Regions from separate parts of the Homo sapiens genome. Here region 2 is linked to region 1. A link is a loop called in an ENCODE intact Hi-C map of the cell type or tissue named here. Cell type or tissue: heart right ventricle. All regions are shown on one strand. Links, peaks and the distances in the headings refer to the core of each region. The heading gives the core; the rest is flanking DNA. Region 1 overlaps TLN2 (talin 2). Region 2 overlaps TLN2 (talin 2).

Evidence for each region. A loop is a pair of places that touch in the nucleus more often than their neighbours do. Peaks named below come from ENCODE experiments on the same cell type or tissue, not always from the same donor. Only the 100,000 strongest peaks of a DNase experiment are listed, where the experiment ranks them.
Region 2: it touches region 1 in a loop (2.7-fold over the local background); 3 of 110 quality-filtered maps call a loop at or near these places.

What each region holds. Positions count from the first base shown.
Region 1 is chr15:62,605,993-62,622,435 of GRCh38, reverse strand. It overlaps TLN2 (talin 2), which reads right to left. Exons shown (of 59, transcript NM_015059.3): 3 at 3,961-4,085. Among named protein-coding and RNA genes, the nearest start is that of MGC15885, 31 kb to the left of the region's middle. In heart right ventricle, for the core only: no CTCF peak of the experiment used is centred there; no DNase peak of the experiment used is centred there.
Region 2 is chr15:62,655,570-62,672,012 of GRCh38, reverse strand. TLN2 (talin 2) reads right to left here. Exons shown (of 59, transcript NM_015059.3): 8 at 15,927-16,069; 9 at 14,115-14,242. It overlaps LOC105370855 (a long non-coding RNA gene), which reads left to right. Exons shown (of 5, transcript XR_007064673.1): 4 at 2,941-3,044; 5 at 12,831-12,949. Among named protein-coding and RNA genes, the nearest start is that of MGC15885, 19 kb to the right of the region's middle. In heart right ventricle, for the core only: no CTCF peak of the experiment used is centred there; no DNase peak of the experiment used is centred there; H3K27ac peaks cover 759 bases.

The DNA.
Region 1 (16,443 bases), core at 3,175-11,174:
TGGATATTGGGTGCTGGGTATTCCCCCACTTGTCTGGAACAGGAGTCCCTCCAAATTTGCAATTACATGGCTGAAAGCAGAAACCATCCCCCACAAAATCCCCAACTTTTACAGATACACACACACACTCACACCCTTTTCCACTTCTTTCCTTTTGTACCTCAGAAGGTTCTACTAATTATCTCATTGTATCACCTGGAGTGAGTCGTTTTAATTTTCTGATCCTCAGTCTCCAAATTAAGACTAATAATAATTTGCACATTAATAATACCAAGGCCTACAAAGCATAGGATTACTCTGAAGAGTAAATCAAACTGGTAATGTTTCCCTTTGCAAACACACCCCCCACCCCCCAGCTTAGTCCTTTAGGCCAAGAAAAGCCTGGCTCATACATGGCACTGCCGGGGAAGGATGGGAAAGCATGTTTTTTTCTACTGGATACCAGCAAGATTTTCCTAAATGTGCACAACTGACATCTACACTAGCAGAGTGATTCTCCATTCCAAACTGGTTTTATGTCCTGAGGTCCTGAGGCCATCTGTGTTGGGAGGACCCTTTGGTAGAATTAGCTAGCAATTCTGTGAGGAAAAATCTCCCACATTTTGCCATTCCTTTTTAGTACCTGCTAATGCAAGAGCTACTAGTAACTACTCTGAAGTAATGATGTTCCATTTATATTGGGCCAATCCCGCCATAAGGGAGCTCTTCGCAGCAAATAAGAGGGACCCTGTTCCAAGAAATCTAGGCAAATAACATCACATTGAAGTGCAAGACTGCAGGAGCTCAGTAACATTTCTCAAACATATAAGTACCTCTGCCACCCCTTCATATGAAAATATCACTGCTGCACGATTGAGTTTCACAGCATGAGGACCTGAACTTCTCTGGATTTAAACTTCTAGTACACATTTGAGAATACAGGGCTGGGGGCACAAAGTTGGAGGGCCTGAATCAATGCCACCAAGATACTGTATATTTATCTCTATTGACCAAGAGAATCATTTCTCATTTGAAAGATGCTCTTTTTCTTGCTCTCAGTATCTGTGTATCGACTTTACCTTCTATTCACCCTAATAGTGTGAACTAGCATATTGTGCCCCAAATGCTATGTTTCCCAGTAAACTTTCCAAAGGACACAGCCATACAATATCACCCTGCATCCTTTGCAGGGTTTTCAACTTTGTTGATGCTCTAACCTGAATCCTTGAGTGCTGACAAAGGTAAACAAATAAATATAATACTTCAGAGACACAGTTCATTCCTTAAGTCCCAAGGTGCTATATAAGAAGCAGGTTTTGGCCGGGCACAGTGGCTCACACCTGTAATCCCAGCACTTTGGGAGGCCGAGGTGGGCGGATCACAAGGTCAGGAGATCGAGACCATCCTGGCTAACATGGTGAAACCCCGTCTCTACTAAAAATATAAAAAAATTAGCCGGGCGTGGTGGCGGGCGCCTGCAGTCCCAGCTACTCTGGAGGCTGAGGCAGGAGAACAGTGTGAACCCGGGAGGTGGAGCTTGCAGTGAGCTGAGATTGTGCCACTGCACTCCAGCCTGGGCGACAGAGACTCCGTCTCAGAAAAAAAAAAAAAAAAAAAAAGAAAAAGAAAGAAAAAAAAAAGAAGCAGGTTTCAGGAATCTGAAAATTCACTTTGGGGCTGGGTGTGGTGGCTCACATCTATAATTCCAGCACTTTGGGAGGCCAAGGTGGGAGGATCGCTTGAGCCCACGAGTTTGAGACCAACCTGGGCAACATAGCAAAATCTCATCCCTACAAAAAAATTTTACAAAATTAGCCAGGCATGGTGGCACACTCCTGTAGTGCCCGCTATTAGGGAGGCTGAGGTAGGAGGATTGCTTGAGCCCAGGAGGTTGAGGCTACAGCGAGCTGTGTTCATGCCACTGCGCTCCAGCTTAGGCAACAGAAAAAAAAAAGAAAGAAAGAAAAGGGTGTGGGGCGGGGAGGGAGGGAGAGAGAGAGAAAGAGAGTATGAATGAATTCACTTGGACAACAACAAAAGCAGTAGGCAGGCCATTTCCAAAGGTTCAGATTAAGTTTTTCACGGAAAACTTCTTCCAGTGGTATAGGATGCTGGTAAATTTGCTTATATATTGGCCAAATTAAAATGAAAGGTGCACCAGACACAGGAACATTTTGCACACGGAAATTTTTACTGCACTGATTATAAACATTGCAGTTTAAAACCTCGATAAAGATTAACTGAGGCCAGGGGTTTGAGATTAGCCTCGGCAATATAGTAAGACCCTGTCTCTACAAAAAATAAAAATAAAAAAAATAGCCGGTGTGGTGGAACCCAGCTGTAGTCCCAGCTACTCAAGAAGCTGAGGTGGGAGGATTGCTTGAGCCTAAGAGTTTGAGTCTGAAGTGAGCCATAAGCAGGCCACTGCATTCTAGCCTGGGCAACAGAGCAAGACCTCCATCTCTAAAAATAAAAATAAAACCTAGATAAACTGAGGATACCTAAAGCTGAAGGTCAATGGGAGATAGACCTTCAATCTCTGCCATTTTGGGCTGGTTGTTACATTAGTACCCCAGAGCTAAAAAAAATGACCACAAACTTGGTGTCCTAAAACAATAGGAATTTGTTCTCTCGTAGCTACAGATGCCAGAAGGCTGAAATCCAGGTTTCAGTGGGAACACGCTACCCTCCAAGGCTCTAGAAGAATACTTCCTTTCTCCTTTCAGCTTCTGGGGGGCTCCATCTTCACATGCCATTCTCCTCTATGTGTTTGTGTGGCCTCTCCTCTTCCTACAAGGACGCCAGTCATCAGATTCAGGGCCCACCCTAATCCAGTATGATCTTATCTCCATTCTTAACTAGTTACATCTGCAAAAACTATTTCCAAATAAGGTCACATTCTGAGGTTTTAGATAGACACAATTTTGGCAGGGGGGCAGGTGGGTCACACTATTCAACCCACTACAGTTGTTAATGAAAAATCGAGTGCAACTCTTATGACAAGAATTCTCTTGATTTAAAAATACTTTCTGTAGAATTATCAAGATGCAGAATGCCATCTATATAGCTCTCACAAACTGGAGGATGGAGCATGTGGGCCAGCTCCTCTAAGGAGAGAAACTGGAGGTGCGCTATGAGAATGGGCACGCCCACTCCAGCAGCTTCTCCAGCGCCTCACTCTTCTCTAACAGAGCAGAGCTGTGTCATCAGAGCCAAACATGGAAAGTAAATGGCATTTTTCAGAAAAAACATGCATACTGCCTCCCTCCTTTCACCTCCAATCCAAGAAAGATTTCTAGCCAACATATACTGTTTTGAGAAAAAACAAACAAACCTAGATTCATTGCTATGCTCAGTTAAAAAAAAAAAATCAAACATCTCAGCATCCAAGAAACATAAATTAATCCAAACTAAGAACAGAAAACAGGGCATAGTATAGGCCACAGACAGAAATGCTGATTTGCTTTCCAGCTTATTCTGCAAAAATGAAAGGCACAAGTATTCAGTCCCGTAAACTAGTTTATATGGTGTGAGTTTAGTTTATAACATTAACAGCAACTCAAGAAGGAAAGCCATTTTAACAATGCACATTTTCTAACTGAACCTTTGTTCTGTACACTTAAAGCCAGAAAAGGTTTTCAACATCTCCAGTACAATATTTCACTCTAAAAACCTACACATCAGGAGAAACAAACTGGAGAGCTTCAGAAAACCCTTACACATCTGCAAATTCTCTAGGCTTGAGGAATCAACCACCTTCATAGTAACAAAAAGCATTTTTAAGAAGGAAATCATCAAAGGTCTGACTCACTCAGCTCTGCTGACTCTGTCATTCCTTCCTCCAGGGGATGGACAGAGACGCAGGCCCTCATCAGTGTATTAGTGTACCTAGCTGGTACCCAGAGCTTTAGTGGAAATCTGTGTGTCATGATCACCTCCCCAAAACACACGCAGAAGACCTTTAACATACAAACAACTCACAATGACAACATCCAAGTCCTCTGACCAGGAGCTCCCACTGAGTCCTCTGTTAATACCCAGGGGTCCGAAGTTTCAGGAATCAACTCAGGGTAACAAGTGCAGGTGTCCTCCGCCAGGCAGACTTTCTGTCGTGGAAGAGTGTGGAGTGGGAAAAGAAGAATTAGGTAAAAATAACATTACAAATCTTGTACCAGAAAACAGTCACTGAAGTTGAACAGAATACCTAAACAAAAATGGATGAAAGAATAGGAGAAAATGTTCAAACTAAATTCCAAATTACATGTAACACTAAAAATATTTCCTAGGGTCTTGGGCCACTATGATCCACCTGGCTGTTATTGAAGAAACCAAACACATATCTCAAGAATTGCCTGAGGCACTGGGCATGGTGGCTCTTGCCTGTAATCTCAACACGTTGAGAGGCCAAGGCGGGAGGATCATTTGAGCCCAGAAGTTCGAGACCAACCCAGGCAACATAGTGAGATTCTGTCTCTACAAAAAAAAAAAAAAAAAGAATTGCCTGAATGATGAATCACTTGGATAACTCAGCTTCCTTCAAGAGTCTTCTTTCTTTTCAGAAAGGACTTTTTAACTGGAAGACTACAGTTCTGCTTCCGGTTTCATAATTTAAATACAACAGAGTATGTTTCTCCTAAATATCAGAAGGTGAAAATTCCTCCTTTTACATCTTCAGCACTAACATCCTTCTCCTCTATGCATTTGATTTAGAAGTTCAAGACAAGCAAAAAGAACAGAAACTCCAAAAGAGAGCCATTCAGTGTAGCAGACACTTCAAACAGACAGATGCTGTCACGGCACCTGATTTAGCAGTCAGAGGTGCAGGGTGAAAGCGGGGATGAGGCCTTGTGAGATGGCATCTCTGATCAGGGTGGTGACCACCAACACAGGGAGCTCAGAGAGGCTGGAGAAAGGGGGTGACAGTGGCCAGTGTACCCCCCGCTTCTGTTACAGTCGTGTTTCTTGTCTGCTAATAGCTCCCTATAAATGTGCAAACAAGGATAGGTGAGTGCCTTGCCATGACAGATTAGGAATGTAAAACATCAGTATCACTGGGCCAGACTGAGATGCCAAAACCAGAAAGTGATCACCAAGGAATCCAAGGAATGGTTCCAGGAGCAGCCCATGCCAAAGTCACTGTGGTCATCTTCAGGCAGACCCTCTAGTCTCACCCATAACACAGAGGTGACAAAACAGACATGGCCTAGCTAACTTCTGCCTTCTGCTTGGACATGTGTCAGCTGCTGTACAATTTCTGCAAATGCATAAAGATGACAGGCAAAAAAGAAAGCAACTGACCCCACTCCTGAGAATGCCTAGCACTGTGATTTTTAACGGACAGTCCAAACAATCCGAGCTCCATGAAACCCTGCATTCAACTCCAAACCCCAACAGGGATGTTTTACAGACATGTGCATTGCATGGCAGTCTCTCCTTTTCTATTAGAGCTATTAGAAAATCCTGCAAGAAGACACGCATGCAGACACCACCTTCCACTCTGTCATAGCCAGGCCAGATGGGAAGGATCACACCAGTCACAGGCAGGAACATGTAATCTCTGCACTGCTCATTTAAGAAAGTAATTATTATTTATCAAGTGCTTTCTAATAAGAGACTAACAAGGCAATTCAAACTAGGTTTTTAAAAAGCAGTAGCAAAAACACTTTTTTAAAGTAAAGGTTGAATATAATGATGTTAAGAAGCAAAGAGACAAATGTCCAGATGAGACAGCAAAGGCTCTCTGACTCCACATGAGGTTCCCAGTGAAATTACCCACTGAATACAAAAGCTGGGGAGAAACTCACACCATGACTAGGAGCCTAGGCTACATTCCATCTAGAGATATTTATTTCAGAAGAAAATAGGCTAGGTGCAGTGGTACATGCCTGTGATCTCAGCACATTGGGAGGCTGAGGCAGAAGGATCACTTGAGGCGAGGAGGTTGAGGCTGCAGCGATTCATGATCACACCACCACATTCCTGACTGGGTGACAGGGCAAGACCCTGTCTCTCAAAACATGAAAAAAGAAGAAGAAAATGTATGGAAAATAGTAAAGAAAATGTTGAAAAGATGGAAACTTGTTTGCCAGACAGTAATACCAACTTATAAAGCCAAAAATGATTACATCCTCGGGCTCTACAGGACAAATAAAACAGACATGACATAAGAGCATATACAGTGTTCATATGGGCATTCGTATAACCCAACTATCGTATCATAGTCACACTGGGAAAGGTCTAAGTAAAAACAGTGCAAGACGAACTCACAAAGAGGTTTCACAAGAGAAAATGTGAAAAGGTAAAGTTAAGTCAGAAGATAAGCAATAAACTTTGAAAATATTTTTACAGAAAATGACAAAAGGTTACTATGTACCAAAGAGACACCATTTAGAGCTTAAAAGCTTATTAAGAAAATAAAACAAGTATCATGATACAAAACTGTTAGAGGACAGTAGTAAAAATTTCACAAAAGAACAAATACAAACGGCGAGGAAACAGATACAAAAAAAAATGTTATCCTCCAAATACAAATCCAAACAAGATATTCTCTATCATCTTAGCAGGAGTCTGAACACTCACCATGCTGGCAAGAAATATGGAGAAACCCACACACTCCCCTCCAGAGAGGCACCATATTTTTGGCAGTCAATATGGCAATATTATTCAAGGGTCATAAATATGATGAGACTCCTTTGATTGAAAATTTCATTTCTAGGAATTTACTGAAATAAATAAAGATAAACATGAGTGTTTATGTTCCAAGATATCCATCACTGCTTTGTTTGCAGGATACAAAATGATATAAACTACATACATACACACGTGCATATGAACATAAAAGACTAAAAGAAAATCTACCTAAATGTTAAGAGTACATTGTATTGTCTTTAAGATCTGGCTTTACAAATGGTTTCTAGTTTGCTGTGTTTTGATTTCCTACAAGATGCATATACAGTAGACTATCTTATAACCAAGCTCTGCTTAACCAATTTGCCAAATTAAAAGTCACTCCTGAGTGGGTGGGCTGCACCCACCATTACATGGTAGGCCTGCTAGAGTAGTGTGTTCTCAAACCCGTTCAGACCAGTTGTATTTATTGTACAATTGCATATTTAAATATGCTATGGGCCAAAGAAGTATGAGTGCAAAAAGAAAGAGTTGCTGTTCCTATGAAAACTCAATACAATGCTTTGTGTGCATTGCTAAAAAAGAAAATTACTGCCAAATTAGGTGAGGGCCAGACATCTGTCAATAGATTGAGAGAATTTTTTTAAGTATAAAGAAGCCTGTTCTCAGATGACTTTTCAAATATCTTTTAAATTCACATTTCTCTGTAAAGAACCCCAAACTAGGCCAGGCGTGGTGGCTCACACCTGCAATCCCAGCACTTTGGGAAGCCGAGGCAGGCGGATCCCCTGAGGTCAGGAGTTCGAGACCAACCTGGCCAACATGGTGAAACCCCATCTCTACTAAAAACACAAAAATTAGCCAGGCGTGGTGGTGAGCACCTATATTCCCAGCAACTCGGGAGGCTGAGGCTAGAGAATCGCTTGAACCTGGGAGGCGGGGGTTGCAGTGAGCCAAGATGGCACCACTGCACAGAGCGAAACTCCATCTCAAACTGAAAACTGTACACCCCACAGCACAGGAGTGAATTGGGACAGAAAGATGGTGGAGAAGTCATCAGAAACACATTCAGAGACATATGTTGAAGACATACATATTTTTTAGGTCAAAACGTAAATGCCTATGTTTTAGGTTAAAACTTTTTACAATTCTCAGTTTTAACTTTTCTCAATAAAAATTACAATTATTTTAGCACTAATTATAAGTCTATTCATGTCAAAAAAGGTGGCTTCCTTCGCAGTCCTTTTACAACGAAGAAGTGAATGTTCTTTCGAGCAGAGAGGTGGCGGGATAGAAAGAAGGAAAGGGAGGAAAGAGTGAGAAAACTATAATTTTTTTTAAAGGAGTAGAGGGCCATTTAGATATACAAGCAGCAAAATTGAAAGTTTACAAAAACTTTTAGGATAGTTGATGCTGTAATGACTAATTATAAAGTCAATGCAGTGATTACAAAATCCCTTACCTGCCACAGAGGATTTGATCAGAAGACAGAAAGTTTTTAATTCAAATTCTCTTGGACATATCGTTCTCCCAAAATCCTAATAAATCACTACAAGTTCCAAAAGAAAACAAAATAGCTAATAAATGATTCAGAAATGTTTATGGAAATCAGCTGATGAATTCTGTGCTACAGCAGCACAGCAAAACCTATTGGTTTTTTGTACAGTAAGCCTGATTTTTTAAAAGCACTCATTTTTGAGTCATAATTTATATACAATAAACTGTACATATTTATAGAACACAAATAAGTTTCAGAATCTGTATACACCTGTAATCCTGACAATCACGATGATGAACACAGCCATTAGCTTCAAAAGTTTTCCCAGGCCTCTTTGTAAATCAGGTCCCCCTCAACTCTTGCTTTCCACTCTCCTCTGTCAATCACTCATCTGTTTCCTGTCACTATCATTAGTTTGCATTTTTCCAGAATTTTATTTAAAAGGAACTCTATAGTATACACTCTTTTTTTTTTTTTTTGGCCTGGCTTCATTACTTAGCATAATTATTTTGAGATTGATCCCTCTTGTTGCATATGCTGAGAGATCATTTGTCTTTGTCTTTCATGCTTAGTCTTAGTCCCCTGAATGGACATAACATGATTTCTTGATCCTTCCACATGTGGATGGACATTTGTGTAGTTTGAGGTTATTACAAATAAAGCTTACGGTAAAGAGTGCATGTATCCAATGGCCTGCCTTTGACGTTCATGTGAAAGTCTTTGCAAGGATGTAGCTTATATATTTCTCTTGGGTAAATGTCAAGTAGAATCGCTGGGACACATGATAGGTGTATGATCAATTTTTGGAAGAAACTGCCGTACTGTTTCCCAAAGAGGTTGTACCATTTTCCATTCTCACCAGCAGTGTACATGAGTTCCATTTACTCCACACGAGCTCTATGTGTGTTTTGTAGGACACGGGATCCCCTGTCTATGCAACATATACTAAGTACAGGTTTGTCTACTTTCTAGGAACTGGACAGAAGTTGACCATTCTAAATAATTACAAAGGTGTATTTTTAATTTCTGCCCTCTCCCTGCAACACAGATTACAATAAAAGTGGCAAAACGGATCAAAAAGAACAAAATACATTTAATGAGTATTTACCATATGCCTGATTCTATGTATTCCATCCATCTTGCAAATACCCTACAACAAGCCCATAAGGGTAGATACTAAAATTGAACCATCAAATCCATTTCACAGGCAAGAAAACTGAGGACAAATAAATTACCCATGGTCACTGAGCTACTTAAGAAGCGGTAGGGTCAGGATTTGAACCCAGAAGTCTGAACACTGCCCTAGCTCTTAACTACTCCTGTATCCCCTGCTACCAGTTATACATTCCTAAATGCTGTTTGTTTTACAATACATAATCCTGTGAACTATCTCTGGCATTCCTTTCCAGTTCTACCACAAAGATAATGGATTACAAATCTTTAAGAAAGAGATTATTTCATAAAGCCTGGAAGATCTTTTTGCACTAAAGCATCAGAGCAAATGTTCATTTCATACATTTCTACGTAACATAAAATCATCAGAGCAATGACAGAATAGATGTTGATTAACGCAATCCAGCAGATCTCACCTATTAAGTGGAGAAGTCAGCCCTAAGAAGTGAGGGGACATTATTTCAAAGAACATGGCTTATTTTTAACAAATTGCTTTTCTGGTGACAACAAGAAAAAAAATCTCACGAACAAGCAGGCTCATTATCCACTGTATCTCAGACTGCTATGGTTTCACAAAATCCAATCCAGTTACTAAAAGCCCTTACCATAAAGACCCCCAGGGCTACAAGATAACCAGGTCAGCAATGTGTTGTGTTTTAAAACTTCTGGGAGCTTGTTGTCATAGTTCTGAAAGGGTAAAAACAGAGGGCAAATTTGCAGCCACCTCTTTGTCTACAGAAAGCCTAAGAGTACAATAGGGACCAAGGATAGCACCTGCATTAAGGAGAAAGCAACGAAAACAACATTTCCTAGAGGCAGCAGACTGTGACACTGACCATGGTATACAGAATATTGATTCGTAATCAAAAAAGAAGAAAGGATGGAAAAAATAATCGGCACCTCCCCAGCACTCTGACAAAAGGGAAGGAAACTGCTCTATTAGCAAGATGATATACAGGTAGAAGGATCGTAGAGTGAAGGACGATTGTTCAATGACAAATCAACATATATTTAATACTGGCTGCAAAGCACTGAACTAAGCTGAGGTGGGCAGGTAGATGCTGGGTCAGGGGGCGGTTTAGATACAAGCAAGAAGTAGGAAACAAGGTCTGTATCCCAATTTGAAGTCATCAAGTTGGGGAAAGGGATTGTACTTTACATAAAATCATGACACATACACTCTCATATAGTAATTATACACCACTGACATCTTTGCTAACACTATGTACAGCCACTTCCTAAGTACTTCCAAAATGGTGTTTCATTTAATCCTCACAAAAATCATGAGATAGCCATTATTCTTATCTCCATTTTACAGATCATTAAACTGACTGGGGGGAAAGGTTCTAGGACAGGCTCCTGACCATGTGGCTAGTCAGTGGTAGAGCTGGGAACCCAATGTGGCTCTGGTAACTCCAAAGCTGATGGTCTTAGCTACTAGGTTATAAAATCTCTCCGAAGGCTTGAGAAACTTGTGGGAGAATGATCCCTCTGGGTAGTGAGGGCCTGGAAGGCTTACTGCAGGAAGGAAGGATAGGAGATTCTAGGGCAACTGAAAAGAAAGAGGTACTACAGGAAAAGGAGAGGACTTCAGAGAGAGGCTGGGCAACCACTTGGTGGGATGTGGTCAAGTCCCCAAATGTTCACCAGTTACTTCATATGCCAAGCCCTGGGGACACAGTACTGAATAAATCAGACACAGTCCCTTGCCCTCTGGGGACTACTGTCTATCAAGGGAAACAGGCTACTTCAACAAGAGTGGATCTCCCAGCCAGGGACATACTCCTGACACTCTTACAACACCCAGCATCCATACCTGAGCCTAGAGAAAACAGCAGGTGCTTCTGTTTCCCAAATGGCATGGTACTGCCATAAACCAGTAGCATAAAGCCAGTTTTTTTCAATCATTGGGGCTCACCAGCTTAAACATTTTTTTCTTAATTTTGATGACACTTGCATTATTTTCAATTATGAGGATATAAAGAGGCTTTATAAATATGTTAATATCGCTCTATCTTAAGTTAGCACACTAGAACATAAATGTCATCATAAGACATAATCACATCCCTCTTGCTTCTTGCCCACGGCTCTTCCCTTACTGAGAAACTCAGGCTTAGAGCCATCAGGTGGGAAAATATCAGGCAGGTGCCAGGAAGGGATGCAGGAGGGGGTGCCATGGTGGCCCAGAAAAGGGAAAAATTAGAAGGAAGCCCATTGTGTTAAGCTGGAATCTGAAGTATTGGTGTGAATCACGGGTTTCAAGTTAGACACACCCGTGCGTGTGCCCTGCAGCAGTGTGCACATACAGAGATACACAGGTGATCCTCATTATTTGTAGAGCCTGTATTTGCAAATCCACATGTTAAAATTTACTTGTGACCCCAAAATCAATACTCCTGGCACGTTTGCAGTCCCTCATGGACGAGTGCAGAACAGCAAAACATTTGAGCTGCCAGGCTTGCATGTTCCCAGCTGAGGTCACCCAGCAACTCTCTGCTTTCTTGTTTCAGTCTCCTAAACGTCTCCGTTTCACAGTTTATTTAGTGCCAAGCTTTTTCCATCTTCTGCCTTTTGTTGATTGTGCTGTTTAAAATGGCCCCTAAACATAGTGCCGAGGTGCTGTCTAGCGTTCCTAAGCAGAAGGAGGCTGTGATGTATCTTACAGAGAAAATGCATGTGTTAAATAAGCTTAGTTCAGGCTGGTGGCCATGAATTCAATGTTAATGAATCAACAATATATATTAAGTAAGGTATCTTTAAATAGAAACACACATAAAACAAGGTTATGTACTGACTGGCTGACAAAAATTTTGTGACCAGAATCCTACAGGAACCCAAGCCTGTATTTCTCCTAGGAGCTATGTGCTAATTCAGTATTTGAAGATACTTTATAGAATATAACTACTGTAATAAAATAATTACTGTAAATAACAACAATCAATGGAATTCCTTAACTCTGTCCACTGAGGTAGTCTAGGATGAGCGACATCCAATAGCAAAGAGCATACTTAGTGCTCAGATCTTGACTTCTGATCATCTTTTTTGCAATAAAAGAAATCAGGGCTCTGTGGGAGAGCCCATGGCACCCCCTCCTAAGTCTGGAGCAGGGTAAGTACAAGATGAGTCTGGTAGGTCTTATTATACCAGAAAGTAAAGAATTGTTCAAAGAATGTTGGAGATGGATTGAAAGCACATAGTTTGAAAGGGTGCCTACTGGCTAAATCCAGAACAATTTGAATGTCAAAATAATGACAGTAACATTATAGCTTGATGAATAAAATATGAAACATGAGTCCACACTGGTATAAATAAATGAATAAATAAAATGAAATTTTCACGAGGGATGGGATAGCTACATAGTTTCAAAGGACCCTCCACAAAGAGAATAACCTTTCCAGAGGCAAAAGCTAGCCAAGACCACCTCAGTCAAACCTCCGTCAAGTGAGGAGCTGGGCACCATCGGTAACAGGACACATCTAGATTGGGCACCACATGATGCGGTGCAAAAAGAACATGGTATCCCTTCTGTGATATTCCCGCCAACGACGCATCAGCTGAATTCAAGAATGTGGAAAGACACAAACCTCAACTGAGGGATACTCTACAAAATAACTGGCCTTTCACCTTCAAGAGGGTCAAGGTTATGAAGGTCAAGGAAAGGCTTGTGAACTGTTCCAGCCTGAAGGAGACTAACGGCACAAGACAAGTTAAGGCAACACATGACTCTGAACTTGACCCTTTCATTATAAAGGACATGGCTGGGACATTTGGTAAAACCTGAACGGCATCTGAGAATTAGATGATAGCAATTTTGATGATTGCACTGTGGCTGTGTTCAAGAATATCCTTTTGTAGGAAATACCTGTTAACATAAAAGAAATGGTGGGTGATTGTGCATTAGGTCACCAACTTACAATCAAATGGTTCAGAAACCTTCTTTTGTGCTGTATTTTCAGCTTCTCTGTGAGTCTGTGATTGTTTCAAAACCTTTTAAAGTATTTTTTTAAGGCTGTGTAACATAGAACAGTCAGTGTGACAAGGGAGGAGGCCCAGGGGGAACGTTCATTTTTGTTTCTTCATCTATCCCTAACGTAACCCCACCACCACCACCATCACAAGCCCACAAACTCTCCAGGCTAGTGCCCGGCCTCTATGCTCCCTTGCACAGCCTCAATGCCTACGGGAATTCTCTACCCAAACAGACCTCCTATTACCCATCTTATCCCTCCTCTGACTTCTGTCCGGCCCCAGCACCACTCCACCCCTAATCCCACAGGCTCTCCTTCGTTTAGAAATAATCTCCTCAAGTTCTCTCCTAGTCCCCCACTCCTGCTGGTCCATCCCATGTACCCTCAGGACTTGCATTCACCAGTTCTGCACAGAAGCCAGATCTCTCCCTTGCACCCCTTATCCAAGTCTACCCCCGACCTCCCTAAGGTCTTTCACAAGCATAGCAAATTCCTCTTATTCAAAAATAAACTCATCACCTCTCCCTTGTCCCCGTGTCTTCCCAACCTGCTTCCCTCCTGTGTCGCTGATCTCAGTAACTTCACAATCCACCCACCTCCCAACACCAGAAACGGAGAGTCATCCTTGACACCAATGTTAACTCCTAAATCACTCTCAAACCTGTGCTTTCCTCCTACTCTACGACACTGCCATCCCATCATCTCCTGCTCAAATTCCTGCAACAGCTTCCCAGCTAGGATCCTCACATCTCTTCTTACGCTCTTCAGTGTACTCTCCACATCCCAGCCAGTGGACTTCTGAAAATTCAAATCTGACTACAGCTCACCACACTTAAATCCTATAATGGATGCCCACTATTCTTAGGGAGAAGTCTAACACCACCCCCACCCCTTATTAGATATTCCAAAATCCATTTATCAACCCTAACTCTCTGTCTTAAACCCTCTGCACCAACGATATAAACATATTTTCCTTTTCCAACAATGCTGCCAACATCCAGCAGACTGCCTGGCACTTTGTAGATGCTCAATAAATGTTTGTTGAATAAATGAATGTCAATTAGAGTCAATTAGATGCAGGGGTGGGGTGGGGGGATGGGGGTAGTAGACCAACTTAATATTTCACAAACTCAAATCTTCAGATACGCCAAAGTATTAAAGATACAACACATGTCCTTCGCAAAAGCCTAACAAAAATGTCAGAGAGAGTCTGCATAAAATAATTGGCAGCTCAAATTCAAGGTCCTTGAGGTTAGACATTAGCAAAGAAGGGAAACACTTGTTCACAGTCAAGCAGGCAGCAGTTACACCACAGCTGGCTGCTGCATGCCACAGCATGACTCAGTTCCACTAATGTGTGGGTGCACTCCCCATGGCATGTGGATGGTGAACTCAGAAAGAGAGGTGTATGTGCATACATACACATACATGGACTTGTGCACACACACACAAAAAAGAGCGGGGAAGTGGGGAAATCGGGCCTTTTCCACACAGGGGTCAAATAAACCCTAAGGAATGAAGACAAAATCACAGCTAAAAACCAAAAGGGCCCCTTCTACAGAAACTCACTTGGTACATGACAGTTTGAAAGGAGGGATCCTTTTGGACGTTTCGTTTATTATTCCTTATATTTTCTCTAAACTCCATTATGATACACCCATTCTGGAGGCTTTGCTAAAGAATAGCAGCCAATATGCTCCCAACTACTGTCATCCACTTTACTTCAGGTATTGCTGCAAATCAAAGGAGAGATGGAGTCAAGAAAGAACAATCCAAAGGCAACAGAATAAAGCTCTTTTAGCTTAAAACCATCAGGGAAATGGAATCAGTAATCTAATTAAGAAGGGAGGTGGTGCGGGTGGGCTAGCATCATCCTTTCAAGCCTCAGAGAGGCCTTGTTGTCAGGATGACAAATAGAAAGCTACCATGACTTCTGTGACCCAAGGCTGCTCTGATGCCTATTAAGCATGAAGAGAGATCTTTTCCCCAGAGGAAAGAGAAAGTCTAATAGGAAGCCAAGGGTGCTTGAAGGGCAGGAGCAAGCCCCACAAGCTCAAAAAGGAAGTAACATCCAAGGGACCCAGGATCACGGGCGAGAAAATTACTGCTGTGAAGAGGCATGAGTGGCCCAACCATATGGAAAACTCATCCGGAGATGAGGAAGGGGCGGAAGACTACAGGCAGCGGTGGTGGTGATGGTGAGGAGGAGGATGATGATGGTGGCAGCGGCGGAGGTGGTGATAGGGACCACACAACAACAGTGGCCCACCGTGGAGCACTTGCTCTGTGCCAAGCCTGCGCTGAGCATCACCTTACAACAAACACTGCGAGGAGGGTGCTATTCACTTCACTCCACACTACACGGCAGATGACACAGCTATAGAAAGACTGACACTACAATCTACACAGCTATTAAAGTGGTAGGAGTCAGGGCTTCAACCCAAGTCTGCCCAATTTCAAAATCAATGGCCTTCTATTTGAAGTATTGTTCCCAGTTACTTGTGAATGACTGTACTTATCCAGATGAAAAAAGGCAGTGTCTGGTGGTTAGGAAGTCAGCCAGCAATACTGGGGTGAAGGAATGCTGTATCGCTGACCTTATACTTGGGTTAGCACAATAAAAGCTTCAGTAATGGATGACCAGGACCATGTTCTGACTCATCATCCTCCATGGGGGAAATCAAATACTATTAGGCCTAGCTGGATTCTATCATCGCTAAACTTTTTTACTGTTAAACCACAGGCATTCCTTTCCTGGTATTATTTACAATAATTTCAACCTAAAAAAAATATCTTTTGGGGCCAGGCGTGGTGGTTCACGCCTGTAATCCCAGCGCTTTGGGAGGCTGAGGTGGGTGGATCGCCTGAGGTCAGGAATTCGAGACCAGCCTGACCAACAGGGGAAACCCTGTCTCTACTAAAAATACAAAAAAAAAAAAAAATTAGCCAAGCATGGTGGTGGGTGCCTATAGTCCCAGCTGCATGGGAGGCTGAGGCAGGAAAATTGCTTGAACCTGGGAGGCGGAGGTTGCAGTGAGCTGAGATTACACCACTGCACTCCAGCCTGGGCGACAGAGTGAGACTCCGTCTCAAAAAACAAAAAAAAAATCTTTTTGAAATGGTAAACACTGTCTTCTTATTAAGTTCTATCAGTCATCACTAGCACTATCGACTAACACTACTTAACTAGTGACACTG
Region 2 (16,443 bases), core at 3,903-11,902, 49 kb before region 1:
GCAGAATAACCAGATAATATATGCCTCCCAACTGATACAAAATGAAGTATACAGCACCACCTAGGAAGTATTCTTGGCAATAAAGAATAAGTAAATACATAATTGAAACTGAATTTAATTGAGCCCCTAGATCTAAATAACAGTTTACAAAAAGAAGAATAGGGGAGCATGTTCAATGATACCATCAGGATACAATTAGCCAAACCCAAACACAAGAAATTCTATAAAAATAACTTAGTTTCTTCAAAAATAAATAGTTTGGTAGTAGTGGTGAAAAGGAGGACATAATAATAAATTAAAAGAGATACAAGAAATATATTTACTACAAAGCCATAGTAACAAAGACAGTGCAGTAATGATGTAAGAACAGATACACAGGTCAATAGAATAGAATTGAGAGTCCAGAAATTAACCCTCACCTTTACAGTCAACTGATTTTCAACAAGGGTTCCAAGACAATTCAGTGGGGAAAGAATACTTTTTTAAATAACTGGTGCTAGGACAACAGGATGTTCACATGCAAAAGACAGAAATTGGACCCCCTACTTCACACCATACACTAGAATTAACTCAAAATCTATGACAGACCTAAATGTAATAGCTAAATCTATAAAACTCTCAGAAGAAAATACAGGAGTAAATCTTTACAAACTTGATTTAGGCAAAGAGTTTTTAGATACAATACCAAAAGCACATGTAGTAAAAGAAAAAAAATAAAATGGACTATTTCAAAATTATAAACTTTTAAATTGCAGATACCACCATCAAGAAAGCGAAAATACAATCCATAGAATGGGGGAAAATATTGGCAAATTATGTATGAGGAAATTACAATATATACAGAATATATAAAAAACCTTTAACTGATAATGAAAAGACAAACACCCAATTAAAAATGGGCAGAGGACATGAACAGTCATTTCTCCAAAGAAGAGATACAAATGGCCAATAGGCACATGAAAGCATGTTCAACATTATTAGCCACCAGGGAAATGCAAAGAAAAACCACAATGTGATACCAATACATACCCGCGAGGATGGCTACAATAAAAAAGATGGACAACAGCAAGTGTTGACAAAGGCATAGAGAAACTGGAACCCTCATACACTGCTGGCGGGAATGTACAATGGTACAGCTGCTGTAAAAAAGTTTGGTAGTTCCTTAAAATATTATACAGCAATTCTGCTCCTTGACATATGCCCAGAAAAAAATGAGAACACTCCCACACAAAAACTTGTACACAAACGTTCACAGCAGCATTATTAATGATAGCCAAAAGATGATAATAACTCAAAAGTCCATCAACTAATGGATAAAATGTGGTTTCTCCATACAATGGAACATCATTTGGATCTAAAGGAAGTACTGAAATATGTTACAACATGGAAACACTGTGCTAAGGGAAAGAAGGCAGTCACAAAGGAACAGTTGTATGATTTCACTAATAAGAAAAAAAGAGAGATTCCAAGTTCATCAGAAGGAGGGATCTAAGAAATATCTAATCTGCAGCAGTTTAGATATTAAAATTATCATTAAGCAACTCCATGGGCAAAAATGAATGATTCAGAGAGAATTGGACGGCACCAACATCACAAAAGAGGAAGCTGAGTTTCAGAGAGGTAAAGACTTAGCTGAAGGCACAGGACTTGTGAGTAAGTAGCAGAGAGCCTCTGACCTCCCAGAACAAAAGTGGGTCCACCTGAACACACAGCTGCTTCAGGCTTTCTCCAGGGGCCCATTTAAAATAAGGAAGTGGCATCATGAGAGAACCGTTGCTGCCAGCCTCTAGGCATTGGCTCCTCCATCAGCAACAGAGACGTGGTTAAGGTTAACAAAAGCACCCAAAAAGGGCTCCATGTCAAGCCCTCTCAGAGCAATGGCTGTCACTAGAAGAATACCAGATGGTGGTGTCCAGGGGACCAGCAGGGGTAGAATATGCTGACCACCACTGGCAAGAAAGTCCTGTACTGCAGCAAGCGCCCTTCTTTCAAACTCCGCCAAACCAGCCCATCCGAATCTGCCTCCTATGCAGTCTTCAGGAGTTACTAAAACCAACATCAGAAGGTGCACTAGAGGTGTTACCCCTGAGGTCTCAAGAATCGGTTTGTGGGGAGTTTAAAAACCATTTTAAGATATGAATAGTGTGTGCATGTGTGTGGCATGTATTTTCCCCAGTAAATCAGCCGTGTGTGGGTGCCATGTCAGCACGGAGCAGGCAGGGTGTCATCAAGGCCTGCCAGCCAGCAGCGCAGTAGTTCCAGCTCAGTTGTTGTTTTGATTACCAAACCTGAGTCTGGAAGGTTCCTAACATCTGGGACATGTATACAAGTGCAATCTGTCAGCCTTGTCAGAGAAAAAATGGGTCAGACTATCAAAGTTGATTGGAAATTTTCCTAATTAAGCAAGTTCTGGTCAAGCAAAATCCCTCCCACTGTCTCCTTAAATTGTTCTCACCTTAAAAGGGCAGCCATCTACAAACTGTGCATTGAGAACTCACTTCTCCGCCAAACCCTACTGCCAGCCTTTTAAGCATGGCCCTTTCTGAATGCAGTCATAATAGCAGATCCTCTATTCCAGTAAAGTTAGTACACTAATCTCTAATAGACTCAGTAAGATCCATGAGAGGTTGAAAGTTCGCAGCCAACAGACTCCTCTCTCACAAACCCTGACTTCTGCTCTGGTCAAGTCCACTGTATTTGTTCTCCAATTTGTTGCAGCTGGCTGGAGAGCACATGATTATATGATACACTGACATAGCCCATGAGCTGCTGAAATAGTATAAAAATTGAGCTACTGCATTCTTCCTAAGGGTAATAGTTGTAAAATGTATCAAATGACATATAGATAGCTGTCAAATACTGAAAAGGAAAAAAATCATGGAAATCTAAAGATATTCTGTCCTCAGATTGCTTCATGGTTGTCTTTAAATTCCTTCACAGATGATGCATTATGCATGGTTCATGCAAGACACTGCAGAAATCCAATCAGGAGATGCACACAAGAAAAAACCTTGGCCCTACATCAAAACAGTAGCAACAAATGTGTAAGTTCAAAGTTAGAATAATGGGTTTCAAGTGGTACATGTCACCTGTTATGATTCTACATTTTAAATGACTTTTTGGATTATCCAACTAATAGTCCAAACCAGGTTGAGAGAGAGTTTCTACAATTAAAACAGCTGCCATTTTCTGAAGGCCAAACCCTGTTTCAGGTGCTTTACAAGCACCAGCAGATTAACTGAGTACTGACAAAAGCCGTGGGAAGCCGGCATCTTGTAACAAGCCCTTTAGATAATTCTACACACTGACTCTGAGGCTCAGCGATGCTAAGTTGCCCAGGGTCACAGCACACACGCCGTCTCATCCGTGGGCACTGGGGACCATGCTCTGGGCCACTACGCACCCTGACCCCTCCAAGTTACCCTGTAGGCAAACAACATCCCACGTGATCAGTATTTCAGACCCTGTGGAATAAAATAATAATCAGAATATGACAATGAAGACCAGGTGGTGGCCACTGAGTTTTATAGAAATGCCCAGAAGCCAGTGGAATCAGGGAAGGGGAATTTAACACATTTAGGGGAGCAGGATCTGAATTCAAACACAGATGTCACCAAAACTTCATTTTCTACTATTTGAAGGATGAGTTGCAATTTTGTTATTTTATTGTATATATTCAAAGAATACAACGTGATGTTTTCATATAATATATAGTGAAGGAATTTCTACAGTCAAGCAAATTAATGTAACCATCATCTCAGTTTCTATGTGTGTGGTAAAATTTACTCTTTGTAAATTTCCTTTGTAAAATTACCTAAAATTTACTCTTTGCAAATTTCTAGTATACAATAGTATCAACTATAGCCCTCACACTGTACATAAGGAACATTAGGCCTCTAGACTTATTTATGCTATGTAACTGAGCCTGTGTACCCTTTGACCACTATCTCCCCATTTCCCCACCCTCAGTAACCACTTTCCTACCGTTTCTATGTATTTGAGTTCTTTGTTATGTTTTAAGGTTCCACATAAGTGAGATCACACAGTATTTTCATTTCTCTGTGTGGCTTATTTCACTCAGAGGACATAATAATGTCCTCTAGGTCCATCCATGTTGTCACAAATGGCAGTATCTTCACTGTTAAGGCTAAATATTATTTCACTGTGTGTACATAATCGAACCTCATTTTCTTATGTAAAATTTAAGCTGCCTCTACAAGTAATTCCAAAAGAGAAGTTCCAAAGATGTTTCCTAGTCTGACCGTAAGTTACAAGCACACAGGGAAGCAGCAATGATTTGGAGAAATGTGAACTGCCTCTTATCTGTCCCAGGGCTGCCATCAAGTCACTGCATGACCACAGGGAAGTCACCGTTTCTCTAAGTTGGTTTTTATCACTTGAAAAGGAGAGGCTTACAACCTATGAGTGTTATCGCTCATACGAATTGAAAACAAGGGATGTCGCCTCATTTGTGAGAGCGGAGGGGATCCACATGAACATACAAACAAAGCAGCAGAGTATCCACTCAGCACAGGGTAGAGGAACAGAGGGGAGGGATGGTGGAGGTACAATAGGGACAGCATCACCCAAAGGATGCTGGAACACCCAGGATCCTGACTCCAACTGTGTTGTTGAATCACCAAATGATTAACAACAACATGTCAAATCTGGTATCACATAAGCTTCTCAGAGTGTGGCCCCAGGACCAGCAGCATCCACCTGGGAATGTGACAGAAATGCCAGTGTTCGCCAGGCACGGTGGCTCACGCCTGTAATCCCAGCACTTTGGGAGGCCAAGGCGGGCGGATCACTAGGTCAGGAGATCGAGACCATCCTGGCTAACATGGTGAAACCCCGTCTCTACTAAAAAATACAAAAAATTAGCCGGGCGTGGTGGTGGGCGCCTGTAGTCCCAGCTACTCGGGAGGCTGAGGCAGGAGAACGGCCTGAATCCGGGAGGCGGAGCTTGCAGTGAGCCGAGATCATGCCACTGCACTCCAGCCTGGGCGACAGAGCGAGACTCCATCTCAAAAAAGAAAAAGAAAAAGAAATGCCAGTGTTCAGGCTTCATCCCACACCTGCTGGATAAGAGGCTCTGGGGGTGAGGCCCGGCATCTTGTAACAAGCCCTTTAGATAATTCTGATCAGATGAAGTTGGAGAACCACTGACACAGTGGGCTGAAAGCTCAAATTACAGATTCAAACACACTTGGATTTGAATCCAGACTCAAAGGTCAAAATGTCTGCAACTGAGTGTAGCAGTTAAGTTCTGAAGTTCTGGTTAAGTGAGGTGATAACACAGGTGGAGGGAAGCACTGAGTGAGCTGGGAAACGCCTAGAGTGGCAAGAAAAAGTGGAAACAGAAAACAGCTTGTTAGTCAGTTTGTGTTGCTGCAAAAGAATACCACAGACTGGGTAATGACCGGTCTTTTAATTATATTCAATTATACTTAATTCTATAATTTATAATTCAATTATAAAGAACAGAAAATTTATTTCTGCACAGTTCTGGAGGCTGGGAAGTCCAAGGTCAAGGCACTGGCAGGTTCAGCTGTCTGGTATGGGTGGCATGCTCTGGAGAGGAGAGAAAGGCTGTGTCCTCACAAGGCAAAGGAGCAGAAGACCAAGCAAGGTGAATGCTGCGTGAAGCCTCTTTTCTAAGGGCCTTAATCCCAGTCATGAGGGAAAAGCCCTCATGACCTAATCATGTCTTGAGGCCCCACCTCTTAGCGCTATCACACTGACAACACCCAAATTTTGGAGAGAACACATTCAAACCACAGCAGCATGGGAGAAACTAAGAACTGGATTTGAAGACCTATCTTGGTCACACAGCAGTTCTGTCATCCTGAACCAATCCAAATGTCCTTTAATATAAGGACACGCCACTGCCCAGGAACTCAGAGACAGCTCAGGGCTGGATACCCTCAGCGGTTCCTGGTTTGAAAGTAGTTAGGGAGACAGGCATCAACCTCAGAAGACAGCTAGGATGAAACAATACAGACACTATTGAATGGTCACTACCTCCCAATACTGAGAGGATAGGAGAGCTCCGGGCTGTCAGAAACACAAGACAAAAGTTCACTGGGAGGAAGTACGCAAGTGGCTTTTTATTGCACTTTACTTTTAATTTAGTGGGAGGATGGTGGTGAAGAAGAGAATCAAGGGCCAAATTATTCTGACAAAAGCACACACAGATGACCAACTCCAAAGGAGGAATATGTGTTTGAACAGAGGCCAAGTGAAAAACTGGCTTAAGACCTCCTACTGGGTCAAAAGCTTTGCTTGTTGACAGTAGAATTATCTTGAGTTTGTGGGGGAAAATTTCCAAGTCCACTGTGAATTCTTTCTCAACAAAGATTCATACCCTGGGTTGCTTTGTTTTCTCAGTAAAATACTTCCGAGGAATTCCCAAACAGGAAGCGGGGCTGTGAGAGTCAAGGATGAGGGAGGTTTCCTAAGCCTGTGACCTGCCTGCCCACACTCAGCCCTTGGACAATTTCTTCACGTAACACGCAGACTCATGGAACCTTTCTGTCTGGCCTCCAGTGCCTATTACTTTTGCCTTTGCCATGTGTTAAATATCCAACTTTGGTGAATATAAGTTTTATCACTTCAAGCCCAGACTACTGCAACCACCTTTTTTTAAAAAAATGTTAAGTGAGCTGGGTGTGCTGTCTCAAGTCTGTAATCCCAGCACTTTGGGAGGCTGAAGAGGGTGGATCGCTTGAACCCAGGAGTTCGAGACCAGCTTGGGCATCAAACTAGGACCCCATACAAAAGTTAGCTGGGCATGATGGTGCATGCCTGAAGTCCCAGCTACTTGAGAGGCTGAGGTGAGGGGACTGCTTGCACCAGAGAGGTGGAGGCTAAGATGGCGCCACTGCACTCCAGCCTGGGTGACAGAGTGACACCTTGTCTCAACAACAACAACAACAACAAAAATAGTTGAGTGTGAAACATTTCAAATTATAGAAAAGTATATGCCTTATAAAGTATATACCTACCACCAAGGAGAAATACATATTGACATGTTGTCATATCTGCTTTATGACTGCTACTTCTCTTCTGTTATTAAAGTAGAGATTACAGAATTAGTGGAAATCCCATATCCTTTCTTTATTAGGTAGCCACTTTTTTTTTTTTTTTTTTTTTGAGACAGTTTCCCTCTTGTTGCCCAGGCTGGAGTACAATGATGCATATCTCAGCTCACTGCAACCTCCGCCTCCCAGGTTCAAGTGATTCTCGTGCCTCAGCCTCCCGAGTAGCTGGGATTACAGGCATGCACCATCACGCCCAGCTAATTTTGTATCTGTAGTAGAGACAGGGTTTCTCCATGTTTGTCAGGCTGGTTTCGAACTCCCAACCTCAGGTGATCCACCCACTTCGGCCTCCCAAAGTGCTGGGATTACAGGCGTGGGCCAACGCGCCCAGCTGCCACTTTTTTGAAGTTAGTTTCCACAGATATTTTAATATCTTCCTGTATCTCCTTGTGTCTATAAAGAATAATACATCCGGTTTCTCTTTGTGTATATATTTTTAAATATAAAGATTCATATTCTGAAATACCTTGTTTCCTCTATAAAGAACCTTGGTTGTCTTCACACATTTAAATGTATGCCCATCTGAGAGACATGAAATGCTCTGTCCCTTTTGATTTTGTATTTTCTGAATCACTTATTAGGTTAAACATCTTTTCATGTCTTTATAAGTCAACTACATTTCCTTCTCTTTGAAGTATATACTGCTATCCTGGGTGATCTTTTTCTTAGATTTTTTTTTTCTTTTTTAATATCTTCTGGATATTAATCTGATCTTGGAGTATGCATTGCAAATATGCAAATTTCTTTTTCCAGTTTGGAGCTTTATTCTTGATGAGGTCTTTTCCTAATAAGATACTCTAATTTTAATAAAGGTAAATTTATCAATCTTTTGAATTACTATATCACCTTATGATACTAATGTAGTGTTTTAATTACTTTACCTTTCTAAAAAATTGTGGTAGTTGTATGAGTCCTTCATATATCTTCAATTAGTCTTTACCATTCTTGAGCCTTGACTAGTTCATATTAATTTTTAACAGCTTTATTGAGATGTCCATTTTAAGAATAAGTTTTCTCATTATTATGTAAGTGACTGGAATTGAACTGAATCTGTAAGTTTGGGTAGAAGTACTTTACCTGATACAAGTCTTCCTACCCATTAACATAGCAATAACATAGCATTTACTCAGACTTCCTTTTATGCTCCTCAATAAACTTTTATCATTTTATTGGTGAGATCTTGGAGATCATTGGACAGCTGTCTTCCTAGGTAAATTATACTTTTTGTAACTACTATAAAAGGTAACTCCCTTTTTTCAATTATATTTCCTCTTTTTTGATTTGTATGGGAATACTATTTGCTATTATATGTTGATTTTTTTTTTTCTAAAGACCACACTTAAAAGTCTTGTTAATTCTAGTAAGGTTCTCTATAGACTGACTGATTATCTATGTAGATAATCCTATCACCTGCAACTAATGACAGTTTGTTCAATCCTGATATGGTTTAGCTCTTTTTCTTTCCTTATTGCACTCATTAGGATATTTAGTATCATGTTGATAAGAAGCACTGAGAGCAAGCATCCTTCTGGACATTAAAGGGAATTAATATTAAACTATTAATTATCATACTTGTTTAGACTAAGAAGGTTTTCATGAATTTCTGGCATGCCATGAAGTTTTTCTTTTTGTCATCAAGATTATTTTATTTTATGAAATTCTTTCTCTCCAGTAATTAAGACAATCATATAGTCTTTTTAAAAAAAATCGCACATGGTAAACTATATAAACAAATTTTCTACTGTGAAAACGTGTCTCTTGGTAATCCATTCTAAAATGTCAAATTCTCTCTCAAGGCCCGGCGCTGTGGCTCAAGCCTGTAATCCCAGCACTTTGGGAGGCCGAGGCAGGAGGATCAGGAGATCGAGACCATCCTGGCTAACACAGTGAAACCTCGTCCCTACTAAAAATACAAAAAATTAGCCGGGCGTGGTGGCAGGCACCTGTAGTCCCAGTTACTCGGGAGACTGAGGCAGGAGAATGGAGTGAACCCGGGAGGCAGAGCTTGCAGTGAGCCGAGATCACGCCACTGCACTCCAGCCTGGGCGACAGAGCAAGACTCTGTCTCCAAAAAAAAAAAAAAAAAACTCTCTCAATCCCTAAAATACACCAACTCCCTATTCCCCCTTTCTGCCTTTTTATCTTGGCATTCATCATCATGAATATATTATGTATTTTACTTACTTAATAGTTATCATCTTTCTTTCCGCACTAGAATTTAAGTTCCATGAGGGCAGAAATGTTTGACTGTGTCTTTCACTGCTGTATCTCCAGTGTCTAGTGTCTACCCCGTAGAAGGCACTCAACAAATTATTTGTTAAATAAATGAATTTTGCCTCCTTTAAAGAAACACTATTTAGTTATAATTTGCACTTACACACGCACATATGTCATGTTGGACTTAGTTAATATTTGATCAACTTTTGTGAGGAAGACATCTATATTCAATTTAAAAGCTTTCTATTGTCTGTATTCATTTTGGTATTACAGTTCTGCTAGTTTCAAATTAAGGAGAGGAGCTTTACTTTTTTATTTTCTGAAATAACCTGGGCCTAGTGTTTGTTGTTTTTTGACTGGTATATTTTAAACTGATAAGTCAATTTCTTTCAAGATTGTAAATTTATTTCAATTTTCTAATTATCCATTTTTTCTAAATTTTCCTAGTTTATCACATTCTCAACTGCTTTTTAACATCCCTTAACCTTATTTTGCCTTTTTCTGCTTTTGTTTTTCTTGATCAAATTTACCCAAGGTTTATTAAGTTTTTTAAAGAGCCAGCTTTTGGGTTTATTGATTCTCTGTGGTTTCTATTTCATTACTTTCTTTTAAATATCTTATTTCTTCTATTTTGATCTTGTTCTACTAATCATTCACTGAGGGAAGTATGTTAAATTACTTTACTAAAACTGCATATCTGAAATTTTTGCAATACAGTCTATTTTTCCTTTATATACATTTAAGGCAGTGTTAGGCACATATACAGGTTCACAATTATTTAGTATCCTGATAAATTAGTCCTTCTGTCTTTATAATCTTCTTTATCTCTACTTACGCTTTGTTTGCCTTACAGTCTATTTTGTGTAACACCAAATGTAGCTGCTCCAGCAGCTACATTTTTGATTTAAGTAGAAATTTCCTGGTTTATCAGTTTCAATGCATTTAAACTTTTCTCTGTCATTCTCTCTGCTCTTTGTCTAAAATTGTGTCTTTTAGAGATAGTATAGACCTGGACTTACAAAAAACTTCCATTCAATGAGAATCTCTGTTTATTAATTGCTGCATTTCATTTACTTACATTCAGTATGATGCCTAATATATTTAAAAGTGTTTACCATATCTTATTCCATACGTTCTTTTCACTTTGTTTCCATAAGCCGCCCTGCACTTCTCCTATTTTAATGGTCAACATACCTGCATTTCTTCCCTCCTACCCCTACTGGCTTGAAAGCTATACAGGTTATTTCTTGTTTGTTTTGACCAGTATTAAAACTTTATTAAAGAACTTGTGAAGTCTGGTTTCTTTCATTATTTCCATATGCAGTCTATCTATATTCTCTTAGGCTATGTTCAATTTTTTTCCCAACAATTTTCTTATGAAAAATTCCAAACACGGCACAATGTTGAAAAAATAGTGTACTAACATTCTATATCTGTCACCTAGAGTCACCTTCAATTTTATCATGTATACTTGATTTAAGAGCTGAAGTCTACCAGTAACTCTCATCTTCTCCAATAAAATATAGAAGGCTTTTACTCTGACCACTTCTTAAAGTTATCCACAGTGTTTTTAAAGGTCTAGAAATTAGTCATTATTATGTTTTGTTGTGGCTGTTTTAAGAGTTAATTCTTCTTTACATTGACCTTCTACTTTGTCAATTTCTTTAATCAACATTGCGTCTTGCATGATACTCTTCCCACCTTTTTAGAAACAATCCATAGTAGTCTCCATAGTCTACTTCCTGAATAGACCATCCTGCACTTAAAATACAGTTTAAAAGTTGGACTTTGTTGAGATGATCAGAGCCAAGTTTTGGTTCTGCATAATAACCATTTCATATACTTATCTGCCACATAGACTGTAGATTCAAAAACAGCAAGGAATTAGTATATAATATCTCCCTTGTATCTTCCCTGTACCTGACACAATAAAACACATCTGCAAGTTCTCAATGAGTTAAAGAAAAACACCAGGCTCACATATAGGTAACAAAATTTCACATGAACCCCACACATTTGTACAAAATTCCACATCACATGGCATATTTTCTGCAAGCATTTTCTCAACACAGAAAAGCATAAAGCAAATACCTGATTACTAGATTATGTGTTGTTTTTACTTCATGCACCAATAAAATGTCCCTTCTTAGGACCCTTTGAAGGTGACCTGAGGAAAACTGTCATGTAGATAAAGCACATCAGACTCAATTAAGGAGAACTGGCTTTTTCCTGGCTCCCCACACTTGACTGTTCTGGGCCTTGTCTCTGTCTCTCTCTAGCACTTATTCTCCCCATCAATAAAGTAGATGGATATATTAAATCATCCTTAAATCCCTGAAAACTCTGAAAATCTTTCAAGCTCTGATGATTTTCATTATTCTAAATGAGTACCTTCACTAAAGTAACAAATCCAGAAATCACTGGAGAGTCTGAAGAAAGTTCGAAGCGAATCTCATAAAAATGTCCATATTGCAACTTCGAGCAAAAATGCTGAGCAAATTTTCAAAAAATTAAAAGATATGCCCTTGTTCACATTCCTATGTACCTGCCTCAGAAACTACGTAACTGAAATTTCTGGGGGTTGCATCTTCAGCATGACTGTCACAAGTCCAACCTTCTCATTATTATTTTAAAACCCTAAATTGTTTAAGCAGATCACACATATGAAAGCTAGATTGGGAAAGATATAAAGGCTGCAAAAGAGAGCCCAGCCAGTCACCAGGGACAGCCCAGGTAAAAACAGGACCTGACTATCCAACTCGCAAATCAGCAAAATGTGGCCTCGCTGTTTTGTTTTAATTAAGAAGGGACTTATATCCTCAAGAAGTTTTACCTGCATGGTATAAGCAATAATGTACCCAATTAAATATCTACATTAAGTAAAAATGCCTCATTACCTAATTTGGCCTAATTAAAAAGTAAATCAAATTCATAAGGAAAAACAATTGCCACCAGGCAAAACCACCTTATTTTAATTTGGAATCTGAATAAGGGTACAGGTACCACTACAGGCATAAACTTGATATTATAATCTTACAAAAAAAGAAACAAACTCAATGCAATTGCTTAACTCTTGTGGTCTCAGATTATTAAGGGAAGAATACTGTTGCTGGAGTGTGAGTGTGGAGCATTCAATAGGACCACAAACTGCAGGACCTAATTTTAAGACCAATACCAATGCTTTGATGTTAGTTTGTAATCTCGACACAGGCAGTCAGCTGTACAGTAACATTCATGATGATTTGGTTGGTACGACCCATCATACTAGGAAGTAGACCAAAGCACCTTGTAATCCCAGTTTTAAGTACCTTTGCTGCATAGTGGGAGACCAGTGAAAGGGGCAACTTTGCCTTTCACTGAAAGCAGGAATGCCTTTGAAAATGAGAACCCGGTGTTAGAAGTCAGAAGCTATTTGCGGAGAACCTCTTTAAGTAAGTGTGAACAAGCCACTTCTCTCTCTGCTGCTTCTTCCATATCTATCAAATAAAATACTATGTTCTCAATTCACAGGGAGTCCTGAGAACTAGTTGCCCCTGGGCTATGGAGAAAGGGAGCTAATAAAATGACCATGGTGGCATCATCATCAATATAGGAACCCGGTGAATGACTACATTCGGATCGCCTTCCTACCAGGGAGACATAGATTCACAGCTACAAATGCCTAAAAATAGGTAAACGTTTTATTTCCATTTTTTAAAATTCATCAATCTTCCCTCCATTTTCTATTTGTCACCAGTCACTCTAGCAACAGAAACAAAATGTTGTTTCCTCCAAGGCCCCTCTAGCTCTTGGTGTTTATTCCTCAATATCCGTGGCCATAATCCTCAGGCTGATGACATCAGTTGTATCTGAGGGGCCAGCCGTGAGGCTAGAAGGTGGGAACGTGGAAACTGCTAAAGGAACTTGTGCACATGGCCTTCGATAGGTGGCGGAAGAGAAGGGGAAGCTTCCCGAGGTTCCTGAGGAAGGAAGCCAGACTGGTGGGGTAAAAGCAGGCCCTGAGGAACACCCGGCAGTATGACTCATTTGGAGAATACAGAACTAAGTAGGTGGTAGAAACTGCTCAGAGCCGTCCTCAGCCTCAGGCTCACAATGTGTGGCACACTGCAGGACACGGCGTCACCTTGTAAAGGTTCCCTGGGATTCGCTAACCCAAGGGCAGAGGTTTGCTTTTTGGGGGGTTAACAACTCAGTATAGACCAAACAGCATATTGGCCAGGCATTCTCTGCCACCAGAAGAAAAGTTAAGTTTTCTTCTTACTCAAAGGCATACTCTGGTCCCAACTACTTTCCACCAAAGTGAAACTGGGGTCAAGGGCCAAAGAAGCCTCTCCGTTATCCTCTCCCTGCAATACACTTGAAACAATACAATGAATGCACAATACCAAGAATGGCCTGCTGGACACATCTCATGCTGACTGGCACATCCTACAGGAAAGCTCATGTCCTCCCCACAACCCCCACACTGGCGTTCACACCTTGGCCCTACTGGAGCGGTTTTTTTTTTGGTTTTTTTTTTTACTTTCCTCTTCACTAAGACGAAGTAGAAGGAAAAAAAGGGGGTGGAGGGGGACACAGATCACTGAATTTCTATTCAGCAAAAGAAACTTCTGAATTTCTCTTGCTTTCCCCAAAATCTGCAAATTTGGTCATCTACTCGATGGAAGAAAAGCTAGCATTCTCACAAATGATTGAAATTAGGGTATGATCTTAGACACCTAGCTCAAAAATAAAAAGCTGAAAGAGAAAGAAGACAGGAGAAAAGAGAAAAAAGAGAAACAAAATGTCATTTACTCTAAAAATCCAGGTTTGTGTTTATGTTCCACATGAGGTCCAAATTGTATCTGGGCTTGAAATCCACCAAACTCACAAGCTTTCTCGAAGGAGACAGGGTGAGAGCCATTCAGGATGTCATCCCGTGCCTGAAACACAAGAGGAAGGAAAAGCATCAGAGGCTTCGGGGAGTGACACGTTCTCTCCACTGACGCATTCCCATGGCCCAGTACACCCTCTGTGGAGCAGGGGACAGTGCCAGCCAACCCACGGTGACATGTGCAGGACACAGTGGATGATCACCGCATGGGAGAAAACTAAGGCAAAAGAAAAACAAACTTTTGTCCAAAATGGCCTGTAGATGGAAAACATTAGAGGTGTCCAGTACAGCAAAAGCAAAGTCTGATGACAGTCCAGAAAGGCAGAAGTGATTATAAAAAGAGGCAAAGGAAACTCATATGAAATGATCAGCTTCAAAGAGGCCAAAAGACAAATACAGTGTACTTTTTACAATCCTAAATCACAAAGCTAGCTAATCAAATATCTAGAGGTAAAATCAACCCAACCCCCATCCCCAGATAAAAACCAATGTAATAGAGGAAGAGAAAGAAAGGCGATAGGCACACACACACACAGACAAGAACTCAATACTCAAGACAGCAGGGGAAATGACAAGCGAATGCATCCTAAAATGGGGAGCTTGTTGTGTCTGAACTCCTCCTCCTCCCAGTTTCTCCATCCATCACTGCTGTTGCTTCCCCCCCCCACCTTTTCAGCCTTTCCTTTCTCTAAATGACCCCCAGATCACCCTAAGATGGACACTCCAAGCTATCACTCTAAGCCTTAAGCCAACAAGCATCTTTTCACTGCCCTGCTATCTCTCTCCTTTTGGCCTCCCCACTTCTTTCCTCTCAGCCCTCTTTCCATGCCATCCTTCCGTCCACTAACTCAGGGGTCAGGAAACTTCTCTAAAGGCCAAATAGTAAACATTTCAAACCTCCTGGGCCACACAGTCTCTGTCACTGAGTTCTGTCACCAGAATGCGAGAACAGCCACAGAAGATATGTGTAACAATTACATAACCCTCAAGGGGATTTATCAATATGTAATACTTGAATACATAAGCTGTGTTCCAATACAACTTTATTGACAAGTACAGGCAAAAGGCATGACTGTAGTTTGCCAACCCCTACATTATTTCTATGGGCAGATAGATGGATAAATAACGAGAGGAAAGGGAGGGAGGGAAGGAAAGGAAGAAAGGAAGCTGGTAGGAGAGGACAAAGATGGATGATGTTTTCCTTGAGCCACAAGAAACCTTGGGGACAATCTAGTGCAATCCACATCTTACATACTGGGAAACCGCAACTCAGATATGTTAAATGACTTGTCAGTTTTAACAATTAGTTAAGGGTAAAGACATGAAAGGTTATTGAGAGGATATCTTCCAGTTAATGAGAGTCCTGATTTCTGACCAACATTCTCTTGCATTCTAAGATGCCAGCTAAGAAACCTTTAGTGCACTTGAAATGGTGAGCCAGTTAAGTGAAATACAACTGTCCCTCAAAGCCCGGCAGAGAGGGACACAGTGTTGGCTACCAGGACACAATCTGGGAAGCCATAGGGAGGCCCTACTCCGGATGGTCAGCTGCTCATCCAGAATATCAACCTGCACCACAACCAAACACATGCGGGGACCCACGAGCAGCGCCTGCTGGAAACGACGCCATAAATGTGGCAGAAGCCAGCGCCGCCCTCCTGCTCGCCACAAGATACAGCCAGGAGCTTCCTGCAATCTCACCAACCTCAGTGTCTGAGCAGTAAATACTGTACCTGAACATAAAGCAAGTTCAGCTGCACGGGGTCTCTCGAATCTACATTCTGATCAGAGTAAAAGAACTTCCGTCTAAGCAGCAACGTTTCGTTTTCATCTACTCCTTGTTCTCTGAATGTTCGGCTGTGATCCAGCCAATTTACTGCAACACAACAAGACATATAAGAGAACTGTGTTTATTTTTCCTGTTAATTAAAGGGAATTTACCAAAAGAGCAGTGTGATGCAGATTTCTGTATCTCTGATACTTAGTTATAGTAGTTATAGTTATTTCTTATTTTAGAACTATGGTTTTTAAGCTTTGCAAAATAATTTCACATCTACCAAAGGACCAGCCAAAATGGAAATGAGGGAGAAAATTCCCATGCCTGAAACACAAGAGGAAGGAAAAGCATCAGAGGCTTCGGGGAGTGACACGTTCTCTCCACTGACGCATTCCCATGGCCCAGTACACCCTCTGTGGAGCAGGGGACAGTGCCAGCCAACCCACGGTGACATGTGCTACAATGAATGTATA